Regions from separate parts of the Homo sapiens genome. Here region 1 is linked to region 2. The links are chromatin loops, found by intact Hi-C in ENCODE. Cell type or tissue: OCI-LY7. All regions are shown on one strand. Links, peaks and the distances in the headings refer to the core of each region. The heading gives the core; the rest is flanking DNA.

Region 1 (5,988 bases), core at 922-4,921, 100 kb after region 2:
AAAAGTTTTCATTGGAAATCTAATAATGTTTTTTTAGTCTGCCATCTGGAGTCTGTGCTCCTTGTATGTCTTTATTGTTCAAGACTAAGAGTGGTGTGTGTGTCTGTGTTGGGGGGATGGGGTTTGGTAATTTTGCTAACATGGCTCTAAGAATCTGTCCCGCTTCCCAAAACCTCATTTTTCTCTGCTTTAGCAGTAGCCCAACACTGAAAACAGGGTACTGCTTTTTTAGAGGAGTTCTGATTTGGATTCCTTTTCTTTCTTTTTTTTTAGGCCAAAATTTTCATTTATAAATAGCTTCTGTGGTACACAACATGCAAATATTTTTGGTTTCATGATATTACACCAGAGTTGCAGAGTTGTAGCTGTTTTTTTTTTTTTTTTTTTTGAGGCAGTCTCGCTGTGTCACCCAGGCTGGAGAGCAGTGGTGCGATCTTGGCTCACTGTAACCTCCACCTCCCGGGTTCAAGCAATTCTCTTGTCTCAGCCTCCTGAGTAGCTGGGATTACAGGCGCCCACACCACACCTGGCTAATTTTTGTGTTTTTAGTAGAGACGGGGTTTCACCATGTTGGCCAGGCTGGTCTCGAACTCCTGACCTCAAGTGATCTGCCCTCCTCCTCAGCCTTTCAAATGCTGGGAATACAGGCATGAGCCACCACACCCGGCTGAACTTTTATTATTTTAAAAACATTTTTATTTATAGTAAAAGTCACACATAAAATGAAATTTGCTGTTTTTAGAAAGAATGTTTAAAAAGATGTGTACCATGTTGCCCAGTACAGTGGCTATTCAGAAACAGCCATAGTACACCACAGCCTCAAACTCCTGGGCTAAAGGGATCCTCAAGCTTCAGCCTCCCAAGTAGCTGGGGCTACAGGAACACACCACCACATCTGGCTTGCCTCCTTCTCCTTCTCTTTCTCCTTTTCCTTCTCCTTCTCCTCCTCCTTCTTCTTTTTTTTTTTTTGAGACAAGAGTCTCACTCTGTCACCCAGGCTAGAGTGCAGTGGCATGATCTTGGCTCACTGCAATTTCTGCCTCCTGAGTTCAAAGCAATTCTCCTGCCTCAGCCTCCTAAGCAGCTGGGATTACAGGTGCATACCACCATACCTGGCTAATTTTTGTACTTTTAGTAGAGACGGGGTTTCACCATGTTGGCCAGTCCCGAACTCCTGACGTCCAGTGATCCTCCTACTGCGGCCTTCCAGAGTGCACAGGCATGAGCCACTGTGCCTGGCTTGTTTTCTTCTTTTTTTAAATTTAATGAGTTTAGGCAGGGTTTCTCAGCCTCAACAGTGTTAGCATTCTGGGCTGAACCCCTCTCCGTGGTGGGGACTGCCCTGTACATTACAGGAAGCTTAGTAGCATCCCTGGCCTCCACTCAATACCAGTAGCAACCCCAAGTCATGACAACCAAAAATGTCTCCGGATACTGCCAAGTGCTGGGATCACAGGCATGTGCCACCATGCCCAGCTGATTTATTTTTATTTTATTATTTTTGAGACAGTCTCGCTCTGTCGCCCAGGCTGGAGTGCACTGGCACGATCTCAGCTCACTGCAACCTCTGCCTCCCGGGTTCAAGTGATTCTCCTGCCTCAGCCTCCCAAGTAGCTGGGATTATAGGTGCACGCCACTATGCCTGGCAAAGTTTTGTATTTTTGTAGAGACGGGGTTTCACCATGTTGGCAGGCTGGTCTCGAACTCCTGACCTCCAGTGATCCACCCGCCTGGGCAATATAGCAAGACCCCATCTCTACCAAAAATTTAAAAAAATTTAGCCGGGGGTGGCGGCATGTTCTTGTAGTTCTGGCTACTCACGAGGCTAAAGTGGGAGGATCATTTGAGCCCAGGAGTTGGAGGCTGCAGTGAGCTACGATCACACCACTGCACTCCAGCCTGGACAACAGGGCAAGGCCTCATCTCTTAAAAAAAAAAAAAAAAACAAAATAAAATAAAAAGTGAATAAGTGAAAGTAATAAAATGTAAGATACAGTTGGAGTTCTCTTTGTCATCTTCCCTTGCTATATTCTCCTCCCTTCTTCCCAGAGGTAACAACTCTCTTAGGTTTGGTACATAAACTTCCAGCCCTGCATGTATTTTGACACATAACCTTGTACACACGTCAATGCCAGATACAGGTTCAGTATCCCTTATTCAAAATGCTTGGGACCAGAAGTGTTTCCCACTTGGGATTTTAGAATATGTGCGTATATGTAATGAGATACTGTGGGGCTGAGAACGAGGTCTAAACGTTAAATTCATTTATGTTTCATGTACATCTTATACACATAGCCTGGAGGTAATTGTATACAATATTTTCAGTAATATTGTGCGGGAAACAAGGTTTTCACCGCCCTGACTGTGACCTGTCACAAGAGGTCAGGAATGGAATTTTCTTCCACTGCTATCATGTCGGCGCTCAAAAAGTTGAATTTTGGAGCATTTAGGATTTTGGATTTTCGGGCCAGGAAATTTTGGAGCATTTAAGATTTTGGATTTTGGGTTATCTTCAGTTGTTCTTTAAATCTATTTATTTATTTATTTGTATTTGACAACGAGTTTCACTCTTGTCACCCTGGCTGGAGTGCAATGGCGCAATCTTGGCTTACTGCAACCTCCGCCTTGCCTCAAGCAATTCTGCTCTCTAGTGGCTCAGATTACAGGTGTGCACCACCACGCCTGGCTAATTTATGTATTTTTGTAGAGATGGGGTTTCACCATGTTGGCCTGGCTGGTCTCAAACTCCCGACTTCAGGTAATCCACCTGCCTCAGCCTCCCAAAGTGCTGGGATTACAGGCATGAGCCACCACGCCTGGCATAAATCTTTCTTTAAATCTTTCGCTGCTGTAATAAAATATACATCATAAAATTTGCCATCTTATTTATTTTTCAGTATACAGTTCACTGGTGTTAAACACTGCCATTTATATTGTAATACACTTTTGAGTATTCTAAATATCTGCATATATTGGGAAGCTAAGTAGTACTATCCCTTAGGAAGCCATTGTGTATTTTGCACGTAAAGCACATTTCAGTTCTGACTGGCCACACGTGGCTGGTCCTGCTGTAATGGATCTAGTCTTTAAAAATACTCCGCGAGAGCTTGCAGTGAGCTGAGATGGCGCCACTGCACTCCAGCCTGGGCGACAGAGTGAGACTCCGTCTCAAAAAAAACCAAAAAACAAAAAACTCTGCGATCTTCCTCACCATGCACACATATGATATTTTTGTGATTGTGATTCCAATTGCTACACCTGCTGCATGAGTTCTTAAGCCAAATGCTTTTTTTTTTCCTCTCAGCCACTATGTTCTTTAAGTTTATGCCTCTTGATTCAGTATTGCTAGTTCATTCTTTTAAGTGCTACATAGTATCTTGTATGAATAAGCCACATGCTACTCACCAGCTCCCCTAGTGGGAGGCATTGAGATTGTTTCCGGTTTGTTTCTTTTATAAACAATGCTGCAATGAACATCTTGGTGTCCATCTCCTCCTACCCATTTGTGAATGGTTTTCTAGGATTGATGTTCAGAATTGAAGTCACAGGGAATGGAGTATGTGCATTTTTAGATCTAGTATATACTCCCCGAATGGTCTCCAAGGTGGCTGTGACAGTTTCACCAGTGATGCATTAAGGTATATGTCAAATGTGGGCAAGGCTGCAGGAAAATTATGTTAATTCCAGTGCATGGAAATTGGTATCCTATGGTATTCTTTTGCATCTCCCTGATTCCTGGTAAGACTGGGAATCTCTCTGTATGCTTCTTAGCCATGTCTTCCTACCTCTTCCTCCTCTTTCCCTGGGAGCTGTTTTGGGGTGGGGGGGCTGGGCCTTTTTCTTCAGGGACTCTGCATTGGCAACGTCACAAAGAGGTGCACAAGGGATTGAAGTGTCGGAAATGCTTTGCTGCTGTCATTGCATTTCTTTACCCAGCATTTCAATTGTGCTTTGCTTTGCTTTTCTCACTTGAAATTGTGGCCAGATAGAAACCCAGTTAGACTAATAAGCATCCATCTTTTTAAATCTCTTTGAGATGCTGATGTTTGGATATCTTCAGTTGCTCTTCTTTAAATCTGTAATTTTTTTTTTGTAGTAATAATAGGACATGCATCATAAAATTGACCATCTTAACCTTTTTTTTTTTTTTTTTTTTTTTTGAGAATTCATCTGTTGATGGACATTTGGGTTGTTTCCGCCTTCTGGCCATTGTAACTAACGCTGGGAAAAACACGGGTCTACAAATATCTGTTTGTGGCTGCCCAAGTTTTGGGGACACATAGTGGAAGCCCACCCCTTCCTGATTGAAGCATGGGGCCCATTGAGAGACTTAGCCCATAGGAGCCTCTTTCCAGTGAGGAATATGGAGGGAATGGAGGGCAGTACAAAAGTTCTCCGGCCTGGACCCTTGTGATTCTTTGAAGGCTGAGACGAGAGATGAGACTCATGGCTGGGTTCACTTTTTGGTTCACTTTCCCTTTCCTTTTTTTTTTTTTTTTTTTTTTGAGATGGAGCACTCTGTTGCCCAGGCTGGAGTGCAATGGCGTGATCTCAGCTCATTGCAACCTCTACCTCCTGGGTTCAAGTGATTCTCCTGCCTCAGCCTCTCGGGTAGCTGGAATTACAGGTGCATGCCACCACGCCCGGCTAATTTTTGTATTTTTTAGTAGAGATGGGGTTTCACCATGTTGGCCAGGCTGGTCTTGAACTCATGACCTCAAGTGATCTACGCACCTCAGCCTCTCAAAGTACTGGGATTACAGGCGTGAGCCACTGAGCCTGGCCTCTTTTTCCATTTTCTGTTGCATCAATGGAAAGTCCATCTCCTGCCCGTGGACGTTTTCTATGTTGATGTGGAATGTGGCATTTGTCCAGGAACTTGGTGCTTTTTTTTTCCCTCTATTATTTCATTTGCTTTTGGATTTTGAGAGATGGAGAACTTCCTTAGTGTGGGAGGGAAACAGTTATGGATTTACTTTATGATTCTACATTCAATCCTGGTCTCTTCAAATGATTTCAGGGCTTGTTTGGCCAGGTCAAGTCTGTTCTAGGAGGATTTTCTTTCCATCCTTCCTCTGGGAAATGAATGAGTATAAAAACATGCCCAAGATGGAGGGAAACCTCCCCTTCCCTTTTTTGCCTTTTTCTTCCTGGTTTTGTACATAACTGAACATTTTGATTTTGGGATGAGAGGATATTAGTTCATTCTCACATTGCTATAAAGAACTATCTGAGACTGGGTATTTTTTAAATTTTTAAAAATTTAATTTAATTTAATTTAATTTAATTTTATTTATTTATTTTTTTGAGATGGAGTCTCGCTCTGTCACCCAGGCTGGAGTCCAGTGGCGCCATCTTCGCTCACTGTAAGCTCCACCTCCCGGGTTTACGCCATTCTCCTGCCTCAGCCTCCCGAGTTGCTGGGACTACAGGCACCCGCCACCATGCCTGGCTAATTTTTTGTATTTTTAAATAGAGACGGGATTTCACCATGCTAGCCAGGATGGTCTCGATCTCCTGACCTCATGATCCACCCGCCTCGGCCTTCCAAAGTGCTGGGATTACAGGCGTGAGCCACCACGCCCAGCCTATTTATTTATTTTTTTGAGACAGAGTCTCCCTGTGTTGCCCAGGTTGGAGTGCAGTGGCATGGTCTCTGCTCACTGCAACCTCCACCTCCCCGGTTCAAGCGATTCTTCTGCCTCAGCCTCCTGAGTAGCTGGGATTACAGGTGCCTGCCACCACGCCCGGCTAATTTTTATAGTTTTAGTAGAGACGGGGTTTCACCATATTGGCCAGGCTGGTCTGGAACTCCTGACCTCGTGATCCACCTGCCTTGGCCTCCTAATGTGCTGGGATTACAGGCGTGAGCCACCGCGTCTGGCCTGTTTTTTTGTTTATTTCCATAGGTTTTGGGGGAACAGGTGGTATTTGGTTATATGAGTAAATTATTTCGTGGTGATTTGTAAGTTTTGGTGGATCCATCAC
Region 2 (6,448 bases), core at 1,452-5,451:
GCTGGGATTACAGGCACCTGCCACGACACCTGGCTAATGTTTTGTAGTTTTAGTAGAGATGGGGTTTCATCCTGTTGGCCAGGCTGGTCTCGAACTCCTGACCTCAAGAGATCTGCCCACCTCGGCCTCTCAAAGTACTGGGATTACAGGCGTGAGCCACCGTGCCTGGCCTTAACCATTTTTTTAAATTTAAAAAATGATTTTTAAAATGTGTATACATTTAAGGAGTATAAAGGCAACTTTGTTACATGGATAGATTGCGCAGCAGGAAGCCTGGGCTTTAGTGTAACCATCGCCCAAGTAATGTACATTGTAGCCATTAAGTCATTTCTCATCCCTTACCCCTCCCGCCCTTCCTCCTTTACCCCTTCCGGGTCTCCACTGTCTAAAATTCCGCACTATGACCACGTATACACATGATTTAATTCCCGCTTATAAGTGAGAACATGCGGTATTTGACTTTCTATTTCTGAACTGTTTTACTTAAGATGATAACAGCCTACAGTTCCATTCATATTGCTGCAAAAGACATGATTAATTCTATATTTTAACCCTTTGTTTTTGTTTGTTTGTTTGTTTGTTTTTGAGACAGGGTCTTTGTCACCTGGACTGGAGTGCAGTGGTGGGATCACAACTCACTGCAGCCTCAATGTCCCAGGCTCAAACAATCCTCCTGCCTCAGCCTCCCGAGTAGCTGGGACTACAGGTGCGTGCCACCATGAGCGGGTAATTTTTAATTATTTTTTGTACAGAAGGGGTCTCATTATGTTGCCCAGGCTGGTCTTAAACTCCTAGACTCAAGCAATCCTCCCATCTCAGCCTCCCAAAGTGTTGGGATTACAGGCATTAGCCACTGCCCCCAGCCCATTTTAACCTTTTTTTTTTTTTTTTTTTTTTTTTTGAGACAGAGTTTCTCTCTTGTTGCTCAGGCTGGGATGCAATGGCGCAATCTCTGCTCACTGCAACCTCCACCTCCTGGGTTCACGCGATTCCCCTGCCTCAGCCTCCCAAGTAGCTAGGATTACAGGCACCTGCCACCATGCCCAGCTAATTTTGTATTTTCAGTAGAGACAGGGTTTCACCATGTTGGCCAGGCTGGTCTCAAACTTCTGATGTCAGGTGATCCACCCACCTCGGCCTCCCAAAGTGCTGGGATTACGGGCGTGAGCCACCGCCCCTGGCCCTTGTTAACCATTTCTAAGTGCACAGTTCAGTGGCATTAAATGCATTCGCATTGTTGTGCAATCATCTCCAGCACTTTCTCATCTCCAAACTGAAACTCTGTCCCCATGAAACCCTCGCTCCCCATCTCCCTCCCCAGCCCCTGGCACCCACCATTCTGCTTTCTGTCTCTGTCAATCTAGTGACGGTAGGGACCTCCTATAAGTGGAATCACACAGGATTTGTCCTACTGTGCCTGGTTTCTTTCACCCAGCGTAATGTCTTTAAGGTCCATCCATGTCAGCAGGTGTCAGAATTTCCTTCTTTTTGCATCTGAATCATATTCCATTGGTGGATAATTGGGTTATTTCTATCTTTTGGTAATTGTGAATCATGCTGCTAAGAACATGGGTGTATAGGCTGGGCGTGGTGGCTCACGCCTGTAATCCCAGCACTTTGGGAGGCCAAGGCGGGTGGATCACGAGGTCAAGAGATCGAGACCATTCTGGCCAACATGGTGAAACCCCGTCTCTACTAAAAGTACAAAAATTAGCTGGGCGTGGTGGCGCTCGCCTGTAGTCCCAGCTACTTGGGAGGCTAAGGCAGGAGAATTGCTTGAACCCGGGAGGCGGAGGTTGCAGTGAGCCGAGATCGCGCCACTGCACTCCAGCCTGGGCGACAGAGCGAGACTCCATCTCAAAAAAAAAAAAAAAAGAACATGGGTGTATAAACATTTGTTTTGAGTCCCTGCTTTCAACATTTGGGTATGTACCGCTGGAGAGATTTTTTTTCCTTCCTTCCTTCCTTCCTTCCTTCCTTCCTTCTTCTTTTGTGGTGTTGTTTGTTTGTTTCTGAGACAGAGTCTCACTGTGTTTCCCAGGCTGGAGTGCAGTGGCGTGATCTCGGCTCACTGCACTGCAACCTCCGCATCCCGGGTTCAAGCGATTCTCCTGCCTCAGCCGCCCGAATAGCTGGGGATTATAGGCATGTGCCACCACACCTGGATAATTTTTGTATATTTAGTAGAAACAGAGTTTCACCATGTTGGCCAGACTGACCTCAAACTCCTGGCCTCAAGTGATCCACCTGCCTCGGCCTCCCAAAGTGCTGAGATTGCAGATGTGAGCCATCACGTCCAGCAGAATATATGCAATAGAACACAGGTCAGCAAAGTATAACCTTTAGGCCAAGTTTAACCCAATGCTTACTTTTGTAAATAAAGTTTTTATTCTTGTTTTCTGAGAGACAGGGTCTCATTCTGTCACCCAGGCTGGAGTACAGTGGTGTGATCATAGCTCACTGCAGCCTCGACTTCCCAAGCTCAAGCCAGCCTCCCTCCTCATCCTCTGGAGTAGCTGCGACCACAGGCATACAACACCGCGCCTTGCTATTTTATTTTATTTTTGTCCTTTTGAGACAGAGTCTTACCCTATTGCCCAGTCTGGAGTGCAATGGCGCAGTCTTGGCTCATTGCAACCTCCGGCTCCTGGGTTCAAGAGATTCTCCTGCCTCAGCCTCCCAAGTAGCTGGGATTACAGGCATGTACCACAATACGTGGCTAATTTTTTTTTTTTTTTGTATTTTTAGTGGAGATGGGGTTTCACCATGTTGGTCAGGCTGGTTTTGAACTCTTGACCTCAGGTGATCCACCCACCTCGGCTTCCCAAAGTGCTGGGATTACAGGCATGAGTCACCCTGCCCGGCCTTATTTTATTTTTTGTAGAGACAGGGTCTCGCTATATTGCTCAGGCTGATCTCAAACTCCTGGGCTCAAGTGATCCTCCCACCTCGGCCTCCCAAAATGCTGGAATTACAGGCATCAGCCGCCCCTGGAGGGTTTTAAGCAGGGGCCTGTGAACCTATTTTGCTTTCAGCTTTAAAAGATGCCTTGGCCAGGTGCGGTGGCTCATGCCTGTAATCCTAGCACTCTGGGAGGCCGAGGCAGGCGGATCGTGAGGTCAGGAGTTCAAGGCCAGCCTGGCCAATATGGTGAAACCCCGTCTCTATTAAAAATCCAAAAATTAGCCGGGCATGGTAGCACACGCCTGTAGTCTCAGCTACTCGGGAGACTGAGGCAGGAGAATCGCTTGAACCTGGGAGCCAGAGATAGCAGTGAGCCAAGATCGTACCACTGCAATCCAGCCTAGTGACTCCATCTCAAACAACAACAACAAAAAGCCTTTTTCTTCCAGCCTTAGCTGCTATCATGGAGATGGCCACGTGGGGGCAGCACTTCCCCATGGCTTCTCCTCTGGCCAGAAAGACCACAGAAAGCAAAACAGGAAAAAAAACCGACCCTTGTGGAAAGCCGGAAGGCTTACAGGGGCCAGGCAGCAGCCTGAGTTAGTGAGGGCCATGGGGTGTGAGACACGGGTTTGCCCTTCCTTCTACCACGCTTATTTTTTTCTTGGAGTAGTCTCACTGTGTTGGCCAGGCTGGTCTCAAACTCCTGGCCTCAAGTGATCCTTCCTCCTCGGCCTCCCAAAGTGCCGGGATTACAAATGTGAGTCACCACACCTGGCCTTTTCTCCCACTTTTGACAGAGACGTGGCAGAGTGAAATATTCCTGTGCTGCAGAAAACAACATAATTTCAGTTGGGTTAAAGATGAAATGTGAACAATAAACCAATACAGATCATAGAAGGAATTTACAAGGCTATTTTTACAATTGAGGGTTGAAAACATGCTTTTTTTGAAATTGTTGTGTGTGTGTTTTAACTAAGACAGAAAACCCAGAAGCTATGAATGAAACCACAGAAATACTTAATACATAAAAATCTATATAAACGTGGCCGGGTGCAGTGGCTGATGCCTGTAATCCCAGCACTTGGGGAGGCTGAGGCAGGTGGATCACTTGAGGCCAGGAGTTAGAGACCAGCCTGGCCAACATGCAGAAACCTTGTCTCTACTAAAAATACAAAAATTAACTGGGTGTGGTGGTGGGCACCTATAATTGCAGCTACTCGGAAGGCTGAGGCAGGAGAATCACTTGAACCCTGGTGGCAGAGGTTTCAGTGAGCTGAGATCTCACCACCACACTCCAGCCTGGGTGACAGAACAAGACCCTGTCTCAAAAACAAAACAGAACAAAACAAAACGAAACAAACAAAAAACTATATAAACATCTGTTAAAAATCTTATAATAAAAATAAATATAACTAACAGAATAATTTTATAAATTATCAGGGAAGTATATACAAAAGCAATAAAGAAAGATGAATTGGTTGCCTGAGAAGGGTTGGTACCTTTATATGCAAAGAGATTTCACACATTGATAAGAAAAAAACACAACAGAAATAGAAAATTAAGAATTTGGGGCCGGGCTTGGTGGCTCATGCCTGTAATCCCAGCACTTTGGGAGGCTGAGGCAGGTGGATCAGTTGAGGTCAGGAGTTCGAGACCAGACTGGCCAACATGGTGAAAATTAGCTGGGCAGGTGGTGGGCACCTACAGACCCAGCTACTTGGGAGGCTGAGGCAGGAGAATCGCTTGAACCTGGGAGGCAGAGGTTGCGTCAGTGAGCTGAGATCGCGCCATTGCACTCCAGCCTGGGCAACAGAGGGAGACTCTGTCTCAAAAAAAAAAAAAGAAGAAGAAAAAGCAAGAAAAGAAAAAAAGAGAAAGAAAGGGTGTGAACAGGCATGTCTCAGAAAAGCACAGACGGGAGCCAAAGAATGATGAAAATATAGTTCCCAGAAGCCCAGAGAGTGCGAATTTCAGGGAGCTGTTCACTTCATATCTAAGAGTGCGGCAATAGCAACCACCAAAAGGAATGTATCTGATTATCATCTTACTGTAGTTGAAATTATATTGGAAATTAGAACATGTATTTATGAAATTCTACAGTCTTAATTTGTCTACATGATTTCTAATATTTTCTTTTTTCTTTTCTTTTCTTTCTTCTTTTTTTTGGGGGGGTCGGGGGACAGGGTCTCCCTCTGTCACCCAGGCTGGAGTGCAATGGCACAATTTCAGCCCACGGTAACCTCAACCTCTCAGGGGCTTAAGCGATCTTCCCACCTTAGCCTCCTGAGTAGCTGGACAACAGGTGGCCACCTCAAGTGGCATTTCTTTTTCTTTCTTTCTTTTTTATTTTTCTTTGAGAGGGAGTCTCTGTCTCCCAGCAGTGGCACAATCTCGGCTCACTGCAACCTCTGCCTCCCAGATTCAAGCGATTCTCCTGCCTCAGCCTCCCGAGTAGCTGGGACTACAAGTGCGTGCCACCACGCCCAGTTAATTTTTGTATTTTTAAAGACAGGTTTTCACCATGTTGGCCAGGATGGTCTCAATCTCTTGACCTCGTGGTCCTCCCACCTTGGCCTCCCAAAGTGCTGGGATTACAGGCGTGAGCCACTGCACCCGGCCAAATTGTATATTTTCTTGGCAATTATGAATAATATCACTACAAACATTTATGTCAAGACTTCAATGTGAATATGCTTTCATTTATCTTGGTAAAATACATAGGAATAGAATTTCTGGGTGCTATGACAAATGTATATTTAGCGTTGTAAGAAACATTTTAACTGTTTCTTTTGTCTTTTCTTTTTTTGTGATAGAGTCTTCGTCTGTCACCCAGGCTGAAGTGCAATAGCACGATCTCGGCTCACTGCAACCTCTGCCTCCCTGGTTCAAGTGATTCTCCTGCCTCAGCTTCCTGAGTAGCTGGAATTACAGGCGCATGCCACCATGCCCAGCTAATTTTTGTGTTTTTAGTAGAGACGGGGTTTCGCCGTGTTGGCCAGGCTGGTCTCAAACTCCTGACCTCAAGTGATCCTCCAGCCTCGGCCTCTCAAAGTGCTGGGATTACAGGCATGAGCCACTGCACCCAGCTGGACTGTTCTTCTTTATTCTTCTTTTGGTCCTCTTTCAGTTCTCTCCCTCTCTGTCTCTGTCTCTCTCTCTCCGTGTGTGTGTGTGTGTGTGTGTGTGTGTGTGTGTGTGTGTGTGTAGGCAAAAAGCTTAGATTAGATAATTAGGCTGGGCACAGTGGCTCATGCTTGTAATCCCAGCACTTTGGGAGGCTGAGGCAGGAGAATCAATTCAGCCCGGGAGTTCAAGATCAGCCTGGGCAGCATAGCAAGATCCTGTCTCTACAAAAAATTTAGAAATTAGCCAGGCATGGTGGTGCCCACCTGTTGACCTAGCTACTCAGGAGACTGAGATGGGAGGATCCTTTAAGCCTGGGAGGTGGACACTGCAGTGAGCTATGATTGCCCCACTGCACTCCAGCCTGGACAATAGAGTGAGATCCTGTCTCAAAAAAAGAAAAGAAAAGAAAAAGAAA

What was found. Peaks named below come from ENCODE experiments on the same cell type or tissue, not always from the same donor. Only the 100,000 strongest peaks of a DNase experiment are listed, where the experiment ranks them.
Region 1: a loop joins it to region 2, with 7 times the contacts of the local background. A loop is called at or near these places in 1 of 110 quality-filtered maps.

The regions. Positions count from the first base shown.
Region 1 is chr19:7,237,135-7,243,122 of GRCh38, reverse strand. All of the region lies in intron 2 of INSR (insulin receptor), which reads left to right. Among named protein-coding and RNA genes, the nearest start is that of INSR, 54 kb to the left of the region's middle. In OCI-LY7, for the core only: CTCF peaks have their summits at 3,189 and 3,390; DNase peaks (open chromatin) are centred at 2,642, 3,082 and 3,412; H3K4me3 peaks cover 1,165 bases; H3K27ac peaks cover 3,295 bases.
Region 2 is chr19:7,338,207-7,344,654 of GRCh38, reverse strand. No RefSeq gene overlaps it. Among named protein-coding and RNA genes, the nearest start is that of ARHGEF18, 7.5 kb to the left of the region's middle. RefSeq lists enhancers at 3,244-3,313, 3,374-3,483. In OCI-LY7, for the core only: a CTCF peak has its summit at 3,379 (motif pointing right); a DNase peak (open chromatin) is centred at 3,434; H3K4me3 peaks cover 445 bases; H3K27ac peaks cover 3,709 bases.